Linked DNA regions of Homo sapiens: region 2 is linked to region 1. A link is an interaction called in ENCODE POLR2A ChIA-PET data of the cell type or tissue named here. Cell type or tissue: CD4-positive, alpha-beta T cell. All regions are shown on one strand. Each heading gives the region's core, and the rest is flanking DNA. Links, peaks and the distances in the headings are about the cores only. Region 1 holds the start of CACNA1F (calcium voltage-gated channel subunit alpha1 F). Region 2 holds the start of LOC124905188 (a long non-coding RNA gene).

Evidence for each region. ChIA-PET counts read pairs that join two places held together with the same protein. Peaks named below come from ENCODE experiments on the same cell type or tissue, not always from the same donor. Only the 100,000 strongest peaks of a DNase experiment are listed, where the experiment ranks them.
Region 2: POLR2A ChIA-PET joins it to region 1 with 6 read pairs; 5 of 35 experiments call an interaction of 5 or more read pairs at or near these places.

What each region holds. Positions count from the first base shown.
Region 1 is chrX:49,232,763-49,237,147 of GRCh38, forward strand. CACNA1F (calcium voltage-gated channel subunit alpha1 F) reads right to left here and starts at 578. Exons shown (of 48, transcript NM_001256789.3): 1 at 523-578. The coding sequence starts at 547. It overlaps CCDC22 (CCC complex scaffolding subunit CCDC22), which reads left to right and starts at 2,708. Exons shown (of 17, transcript NM_014008.5): 1 at 2,708-2,924; 2 at 4,324-4,385. The coding sequence starts at 2,875. It also overlaps the pseudogene HSPB1P2. In CD4-positive, alpha-beta T cell, for the core only: no CTCF peak of the experiment used is centred there; a DNase peak (open chromatin) is centred at 2,719; H3K4me3 peaks cover 1,198 bases; H3K27ac peaks cover 954 bases.
Region 2 is chrX:49,307,296-49,311,680 of GRCh38, forward strand. All of the region lies in intron 3 of GAGE10 (G antigen 10), which reads left to right. LOC124905188 (a long non-coding RNA gene) reads left to right here and starts at 550. Exons shown (of 3, transcript XR_007068231.1): 1 at 550-1,187. In CD4-positive, alpha-beta T cell, for the core only: no CTCF peak of the experiment used is centred there; DNase peaks (open chromatin) are centred at 1,816 and 2,236; H3K4me3 peaks cover 1,468 bases; H3K27ac peaks cover 1,777 bases.

The sequences.
Region 1 (4,385 bases), core at 386-4,385:
CTCATGGCTTACTACCACCATCAAGTATGTCTTCTCTCTCTTTCTCTCTTTTGTTTTTGTTTTTTTTTTTAAAGGGTCTGTGCACTTTCTGGAAAGTCAGAGACTGCAATCACTAACAGTATTGACATCCCGGGGTTGAGGTTGAGGTTAGGTCACTTTAGGTCTGTATCTGGGGTGGGGTTTAGACTCTAACAGGGGTTTGCCTTCTGGCTGGTAGAGTTTGTGTTAGGTTTCAGGTGGGCGTTTGGATAGGGGTCAGAGCCAGGATTGAGGTTGGGTTTCCTTTGGGAACTAAGGCTGTGGATGAGGCTGAGAGGCCATGGGGGGTGGTGTCTGGGTCAGGCTGAGCGTTAGGGCTCTGGTGGCAGAGAGGCTGTTTGGGGCTGGCTGGGATGGGGAACAGGGTGATGTGGTTCTTGTCCCCTAGAGGCTCTCTGGGGGTGGGGTCTGGGTGGGCAATGGGTGGGTCAGAGGGGCTCTACCTTGCTCCAAGGGTCTGCAGGGATGGAAGGATTCTCTCACCTTTCCCGCCTTCAGATTCCGACATCTTTCTTTCGAGATTGAAGGGCCATCTGCACACAACCCCCCTCTCTTCCCCCAGCTTTGGAGGGATTAAGGCCGCAGGGCGGGGCAATAACAGTGTTGTATGGGAGGGTGGCGGTGGGGGTGCAAATGGGACGTTTGTGGGCCAGAGCCTGGCAACAGATGAAATATTTACCAAATATATACCTGCAGCAAACAGTCAAACTAAAATAAGAAAAACGATGTCATTTTCCAGTAGTATATGGAATTCGAAGTATGTAGGAAAAACCTAATATATGTGCAATATCTCTATGGAAAAAAGATCAAATATTATCAATTATTATTATTTTTAGAGACAGGGTCTTGCTCTGTCACCCAGGCTGGAGTGCAGTGGCGTGATCATAGCTCACAGTAGCGTTGAATTCCTGTGCTCAAGTGATCCTCTGACCTCAGCCTCTGTAGCTGGGACTGCAGGTGTGCACTACCATGCCCAACTATTTTTTTTTTAAATTTTGGGTTGCTTCGAACTTTATTTGAGAACAACAGAAGATAAACCTATCAAAAGAACACACAGGTGGGTGCGGGGGCACGGCTAGTGGCGGCGGCCGGGGTGGGCATCCGGGCTAAGGCTTTTACTTGGCTGCAGACTGGTCGGATTTCGCAGCTCCTAGGCCCCCAAGCTGGGCCCGTGACTCCAAGGTGATCTCGTTGGACTGCGTGGCTAGCTTGGGCATGGGGGCCTCCACGGTCAGTGTGCCCTCAGGGGACAGGGAGGAGGAGACCTTGGTGGGGTCCACACCGGGGGGCAGCGTGTATTTCCGGGTGAAGCATCGGGAGATGTAGCCATGCTCGTCCTGCCGCTCCTCGTGCTTGCTGGTGATCTCCACCATGCCATCCTTGGTCTTGACCGTCAGCTCGTCGGAGGCGAAGTAGTTGATGTCCAGGGATACGCGCCAGCGGTCCGCTGTGGGCCGATTCTCCGAGACCCCGCCGCTGAGCTGCCGGCTGAGCGCGTAGCTGTAGGCGGGCGCGGCCACCGCGGGGCTCTCGACCGCGGCGGGGGCAGGGGACGCACGTAGCGGGGCCAGCAGCTGGTGCCCAACCACTGCGACCAGCCCGAAGGCCTGGTCAAAGAGGCGACTGTGCGGGTACCAGTCGCGGAAGGGGTCCCAGCTGGGGTCCCGCAGGAGCGAGAAGGGGACGCGGCGCTCGGTCATGCTGGCTGGCTCTGCTGGGGACGTCTGCTTGGACAAGTGTCAATTTTTTTTTTTTTTTTAAGAGATGGTGTATTGCTGTATTGCCCATGCCGGTCTCAAACTCCTGACCTCAAGCGATCCTCCCGCCTTGGCCTCCAAAACTGCTGGGATTGCAGGTGCGCGTCGGCTGTTCAAGAAATGGTTACATAGATTTCTTTTGCTTTATTTATTTATTTAGAGACGGAGTCTCGCTCTGTTGCCCAGGCTGGAGTGTAATGGCGCAATCTCAGCTCACTGCCACCTTCGCTTCCCCAGTTCAAGTGATTCTCCTGCCTAAGCCTCCCGAGTAGCTGGGACTACAGGCATGTGCCACCATGCCTGGCTAATTTTTCTCATTTTAGTAGAGAGGGGGTTTCACCATGTTGGCCAGGCTGGTCTCGAACTCCTGACCTCAGGTGATCCACCCGACTCGGCCTCCCAAAGTGCTGGGATTACAGGCGTGAGCCACTGCACCCAGCCGGTTACATAGATATTTGCTGTGTAATTATTCTTTGGAGTGTACAAATGTGTATCATATTAAAGCATTTATTGAATGCATGGACACTAGTAACTATAACTTACATAGTGCTTTCTTATCTTATGTGTCAGGCACATAGTACAACGTGCTTTATATAAATTAATTCTGTTTTAATCCTAAAAAGCAGGTACTGTCAATAGTCCCATTTTACAGATGAGGAGACTAAGACACAGGGAAGTAGTCGCTTTGTGTTAAAATTCTGCCCTTAATGTGTACACTTTTATAGCCTAGAAGATGAATGCCGCCTTAAACGAATGAGTCAGGAAGCCCCTTTCTGTCCGGCCCCTCCACTCCCCACCACACGGGTTGTTCCTTTTTCCCTTGGAAGAGCCCACTGGACTGCAGGTGGAAGAACTACAGTTCCCAGCAGCTATTGCAAGCTCAACCTCCGTGCACACTCACCCCAGGCCTCACATCCGGCATGCGCCGTGCTCGCTCACAGAACTACACTTTCCAACTCTCCCCACACGACCCGTGACACTCTGTGGACCGCGAGCACGGAGCAGGGTTTCTACAGCTGCTCCCCACTTTCTCGGACCCGGTCCTGGACCCAGCCCCCGACTCCGACACGGCTCCACCATGGAGGAGGCGGACCGAATCCTCATCCATTCGCTGCGCCAGGCCGGCACGTAAGGACAGAGCCCCCGCCCACCCCCGAAGCCCACATCCGGGACTCTAAAGCCCAGGACCCCGTTTCCCGGGAACCTTAAAACCCGGGATCCTGACATTCAGGGCTCCAACTCCAGGATCCTAAGACCCTCACCCCCTTACACACACACACACACACACACACACACACACACACACGCACACACACACCGCCCTCCCTGACACCGACATCAGAGGCCTCCCAAATCCTTTAACCATGATATTTGGTACACCCAAAGCTCTGGGACCCAGACACCTTGAGACGTTACAACCTTGAAACCTCAAGACCCGGAACCCTGTAATCTGGGGAATCTTAACATCAGTTCCCTGAGACCCTGTTATCTGGAGACCCTAAGACACCTGTGCCCTAAGAACCAGGGAGCGTAAAACCCCAGGACCCTGGCACTCGGGGACTCCAAAAAATCCCTGGACCAGATACTTGGGATCCTTCAAACTCCAGTTCCCCAAACACCTGGGGCTTAAAAAAACCCAGGATTCTTTTTTTTTTTTTTCCTTTTCCGAGATGGAGTCTCGCTCTGTCGCCTAGGCTGGAGTGCAGTGGGGTGATCTCAGCTCACTGCAGCCTCCGCCTCCCAGGTTCAAGTGATTCTCCTGCCTCAGCCTCCCAAGTAGCTGGTATTACAGCCGTGCGCCACCTTGCCCGGCTAATTTTTGTATTTTTAGCAGAGACAGGGTTTCACCATGTTGGTCAGGCTGGTCTCCAACTCCTGACCTCAAGTGATCTGCCCGCCTCCGCCTCCCAAAGTGCTGGGATTACAGGTGTGAGCCACCACGCCCAGCCAAAAAAACCCAGAATTCTAAAATCTGACATCAGCATTTGGTCACCCTGACGCACGAAGACTCCTCCGTTCAGAGGCCCTAAAAACCCAGGATGCCAACATCTAGGGAGTCTGATTTTTGTATTGCTTGAAACTAGGTGGTCTTGATATTCAGGGATCTTGATACCCAGGGACCCTGACATTTGGAACTTCTGAAAACAGCAGCCTCCTAAAATCTAGTCTTCTCAAAACTCTAGCAGCTCAATATGTATGCAAAGAACATACTATCTGGGAACCAAGAAACCCAGAGATTGTGCCACCTGGACCCTTTCACCTTCCCAGACTCCCAAATTTTGATATTTTTCTAAACTGAGTTCTCTTCCACCCACCATTCTCCTACTCCAAGATCTTAGGACTTGAGGATTTCCCTAGTTCCTGGTTTTCCAAATGGAAGTCACAGTCACCAACATCCAGGATCTGTCTGAACTGTAGGCATCCTCCCTGCCCCGACCCTGGTACTAGTGTTTCCAAAAGGCTGCAGGGCTCAGCCTGATCCCTGTTGCCTGACTATTCCTGCGATCAAGCTGGTCCCCTTCTTCAGGGCAGTTCCTCCAGATGTGCAGACCTTGCGCGCCTTCACCACTGAGCTGGTTGTAGAGGCTG
Region 2 (4,385 bases), core at 111-4,110, 74 kb after region 1:
TATGACCCTTTACACCAAGTACTTGAGGGTGTGTACATCATCAGAACAAAGAAAAAGTAATTCCTTGGTCATCACTGCAGAAAAATCAAAATCAGGAAATTTAACAATGAGAAAATGCAGTCATTTATTACACAGTGTATACTCAAATTTCGCCAGTTCTCCAGACAATTTCTTTTTTCCTTTTTTTTTTTTTCCTTTGTTGAGACGGAGTCTCTCTCTGTTGCCCAGGTTGGAGTGCAGTAGTGCAATCTTGGCTCACTGCAACCTACACCTCCCAGGTTGAAGGGATTCTCTTGCCTCAGCCTCCCATGTAGCTAGGACTACAGGGCCTGGCCACCGTGCCTGAGTAATGTTTCCTTTTTTTTGTTTGTTTGTATTTTTAGTAGAGATAGGGTTCGCCCTGTTGTCCAGGCTGGTCTTGAACTTCTGACCTCACCTGATCTGCCCACCTTGGCATCCCAAAATGTTTGGATTACAGTTGTGATGGAACAGGAATTAAAAGAAATTAAAGAATGTGTAAGCAAAAACTCAGTTGTATGTAAGAAAACCCAATTTCCCCTGAGGAAGAGAAAGAGCTGGAGTCCTTTAAAATTAACTGCCTGTTTTTCCTTCTGTGGCTAGTGAGTCTTATCTCTCCCTTTCCGAGGCATTGTGAAGACCCTGTTTCTCTAGTTGTGCAGCTGCAAGGTCACTAGACAGATAATCTCAAGTGGTAAAACATGTTGTTCCTTGAAAAGTAAGAAATAATGTAATGCATGTTTCAATTGAGTAACTGTATTTGTTTCCCACTTCTGTAATATGCTTCCCCTGCACAGATCTCCCCCTGCCCCACGAAATGCTTAAAAGATAGCTTGACTCTTTGTTTGGGGCTCAGTCCTTTGGATGTTAATCTGACTAGGTCGGTGCATCTAAATAATTAAATAATTCCTCCTCAACCCCTCGGTCTCTCTGATTCCTTAATTATCCTGCAGCATTTCTGGTGACCCGGACAGGGATTGGAGATGGCAGATTTACTGTCTCCTTTGTCTGTGGGACTAGAGCCCCACGGCCAGGGGAGACCTGGTATCCAAGGCGTGCCGTAGGGGAGCTTCACCTGGATGGAGACTGGCTCTCCCGGCATCCCAGTGGCCTAGCTGGCTGCACAACGGAACTGGAGACGGGGCTGCAGCATGATACCAGCACTTCAGGTACCACAGTAAGGAGAAAGGGCCCAAGGCAGGAAAGCCCATCCCATAGGGATGAAGGGGAGCTTGATCACCTCCCGGGGACCGACCACTAATCCAACCCAGAGTGGCTGGGGGGCAGCAGGAGTGGCCTGCCAATTTGGATGAACCTCATGTCCCCCTAATAAAGTGAAAGTGGCTCAGTGGTGGAGAAAATGGGCCAATAGAGTGGCAAGTGCAGCAAGGAAGAGCTTGCTGGCAGGGTGCAAGAGTGGCTTGCCAGCCCAACTGGGAGTGTGTGGGTGTGTGTGTGGACCTACCCAGGACATGAGAGAGGCTCGTTTCGTCTGATGAGGAGTCCTGGGGTAGGAGTGGTGTGTAGGTGTGTGAATGTGGGAGCCTAACTAGGCTCACCCAGGACACGGGAGAGGCCCGTTTTGTCCGATGAGGAGTCCTGGGGCAGGGGACATGTGTGAAAGTGTGTGAAAGAGACGGTCTCGGGAGAGGCCAATGCGGGGAGTGACGTGGGGAAGCACAGATCCCTTAGCGTGGGCTGTGTGCTCTGAGGCAAGTGCGGGGGAAATCAGACCTAGGACGTTGTGTACAGCTGATAGGACCAGCTCCATGGCCACAGCAGGCTGTGAGAGGGGAAGGCACGTTCCTGGCTAAGCAGCCTCTGAAACTCCCATAATAGGACCCAGTCTAGTGGACCCGAGAGTGAAAGTGAGAGTGAAAGTGCGCCACAAGGGAGGAAATGGGAGGAAAAGTGTTGAAACCAACTCCTTTGGAGTGCATGATGAAAAAATTTAAAAAAAGATTTAGAGGTGATTATGGGATGAAACTGGATGCTCAAAAGTTAAGGACATACTGTGAATTAGAATAGCCCTCTTTTAGTGTCAGATGGCGGGCCGAAGGCACTACAGAGAAATTGGCCATGTGTTTTAAGGTGGTGACTAGGGTCAGAGGACAGCCAGGGCATTCAGACCTAGTCTTTACATTGATGACTAAATGAATGCAGCCCTGCCTAGCAGTTTATTGTAGAATGCTCGCAGCTCATGCCAAGAGAAACCAGCTGCTCTGACGGCTACAGAGTTAAAGGGAAAGTCACAGAGGCTTGTAACTCCAAAAGTAAAAAGTGAAAAGTAAAAGCCAAAAGTGAAAGTAAAAATCAGCTGCCCTGGCAGCTATGGAAACAAAAGAAAAGTCTGAGGAAGGAGAAAACTGGTTTTGCAAGAACCACAGGAGGGAATAGAGACCCCTCCTCCCTACATTCCAATCTACCCCCCTTTACTAAGGCTAACTGCCCCTAAGGAGTTAAGTTCAAAGAGATACAGGCTCCCAGTCTCACAGAAGGAGAAATCAGAGCTCCAGGAAGTTAAAGTGAAAAGCTAGAAAAGTCAGGTAGGCCGTCTCAGGTCTGGCCATGCCGAAGTTATGCTTACGCCTCTTACGAGGACAAAAGGACCCCCACTAGGACCCAGATGATGCAGTCTGGCTTCAACACCTACGAAGGTGCCGAGAAACACTTCTGCAAAAGCTAAAGGATAGTAAAAGAAAAAGACAACCAATATAAAAAATCTCAGAGGTGCTCCAGGGTGCAGATAAAAGCACCAGCCAGTTTTAAGAAAGACTTTGTGAGGCATTTTGGGTGTACACTCCGTTTAACCCCAAGGCTGCTGAAAATCAGTGCATGGTGAATACAACATTTGTAAGTCAGGGCCAAGGAGATATTAGGCATAAATTGCAGAAGTTAGAAGCTCCGTAGGTGTGAATGCTACTCAGCTTATTAAAGTGGCTACCAAGGTGTACATTAACTGAGATCAGGAGGCAAAGAAGAAAGCTGATCGGAGGCTTAAGAAAGGCTAATTTACTAGCAGCAGCCCTTACAGGAAGAGAAGCTGGCTCTTTGCAAGGAGACATGGACGCGGGTGTGAACGCAGTCATGGAAAAGGCTAGTCTGGACAGGAGTTTGAAAGCCGGCCGAGGCTAGAGAGAGATTAATGTGCACGGTGCAAAAGGAAAGGACACTAGAAGGATAAATGTCAAAAGAGTAAGGAGAATGGTCAATGGCCTAACACCCAAGAGCGGCGTTCGGTTGCTAGTTGTGGTGCTTCCGAGGCAGATCCTGATCTGATCGGCTTAGCGGGGGGCCGAGAATTTAGCAGACTGAGACAGACCGGGCTCCATCCTTTTAGGCCCCGGGGAGCCTATGGTCTCTATGGAAGTAGGGGGCCGATCAATGGATTTTTTTGGTCGATATTGGTGCTGATTTCTCTGTGGTAACCCACCCGATTAGCCCCCCCCCACAAAGAACTGTGCTACTATCGTAGGGGGTACAGGGGCCAAAGAAAAGAGACCCTTTTGCAAATCCAGGAGATGTATTATTAGGGGACAAGAAGTGCAGCATGAGTTTCTATATATGCCAAATTGTCGAGTGCCCTTGTTAGGAAGAGACTTACTCCAGAAACTGCAGGCACAAATTTCCTTTACACCTAAAGGGAATATGACACTGGAGTTTGGAAAGTCTAAGGCAATGGTATTGACTCTAACTGTCACAAAGGCTGAGGAATGGCGGCTCTGTGAACTGTGTGCCAGAAGGCTACCGGAGCCAGACCTACACAATAAGTGGGGAATGCTTTTCAAGGAACCAGGTGTATAGGCTGAGGACAACCCCCCTGGACTTGCTGCAAACAGACCCCTGGTGGTAGTAGAGCTTAACCCTCATGCTGCCCTGGTACGAGTCCGTCAATATCCCTACCCAGAGAGGCAATTGATGGCATAACAAAACATTTAAATCGGCTGTATGAACATAGGATTATAGTGAAATGCAAGTCCTTCTGGAATACTCCTCTGCTGCCTGTGCGCAAGCCAAATGGTGAATACAGGCCAGTTTACAAAGTGTCCAGGGACAAGGCAAAAGTCTGTTTTCGGGAGGTTGGATATCTAGGATTCATGGTATCCCAAGGCCAGCGCAGGCTTGGAAGTGCATGCAAGGAGGCTGTATGTGCATTGCCCACCCCAGTTTCAAGGCAGCAGGTCAAGAAATTTCTGGGTGCAGTGGGATTCTGCCGAATCTGGATTCCAAACTTCTCCCTTACAGCAAGGCCCTTATATGAGGCTACCAAAGGAAAAGAAAGAGAGCCCCTCGTATAGGAAAAGGAACAGCAAAAGGCCTTCAAAGATATAAAGGAAGCTCTCATCCAAGCCCTGGCGCTAGGGTTG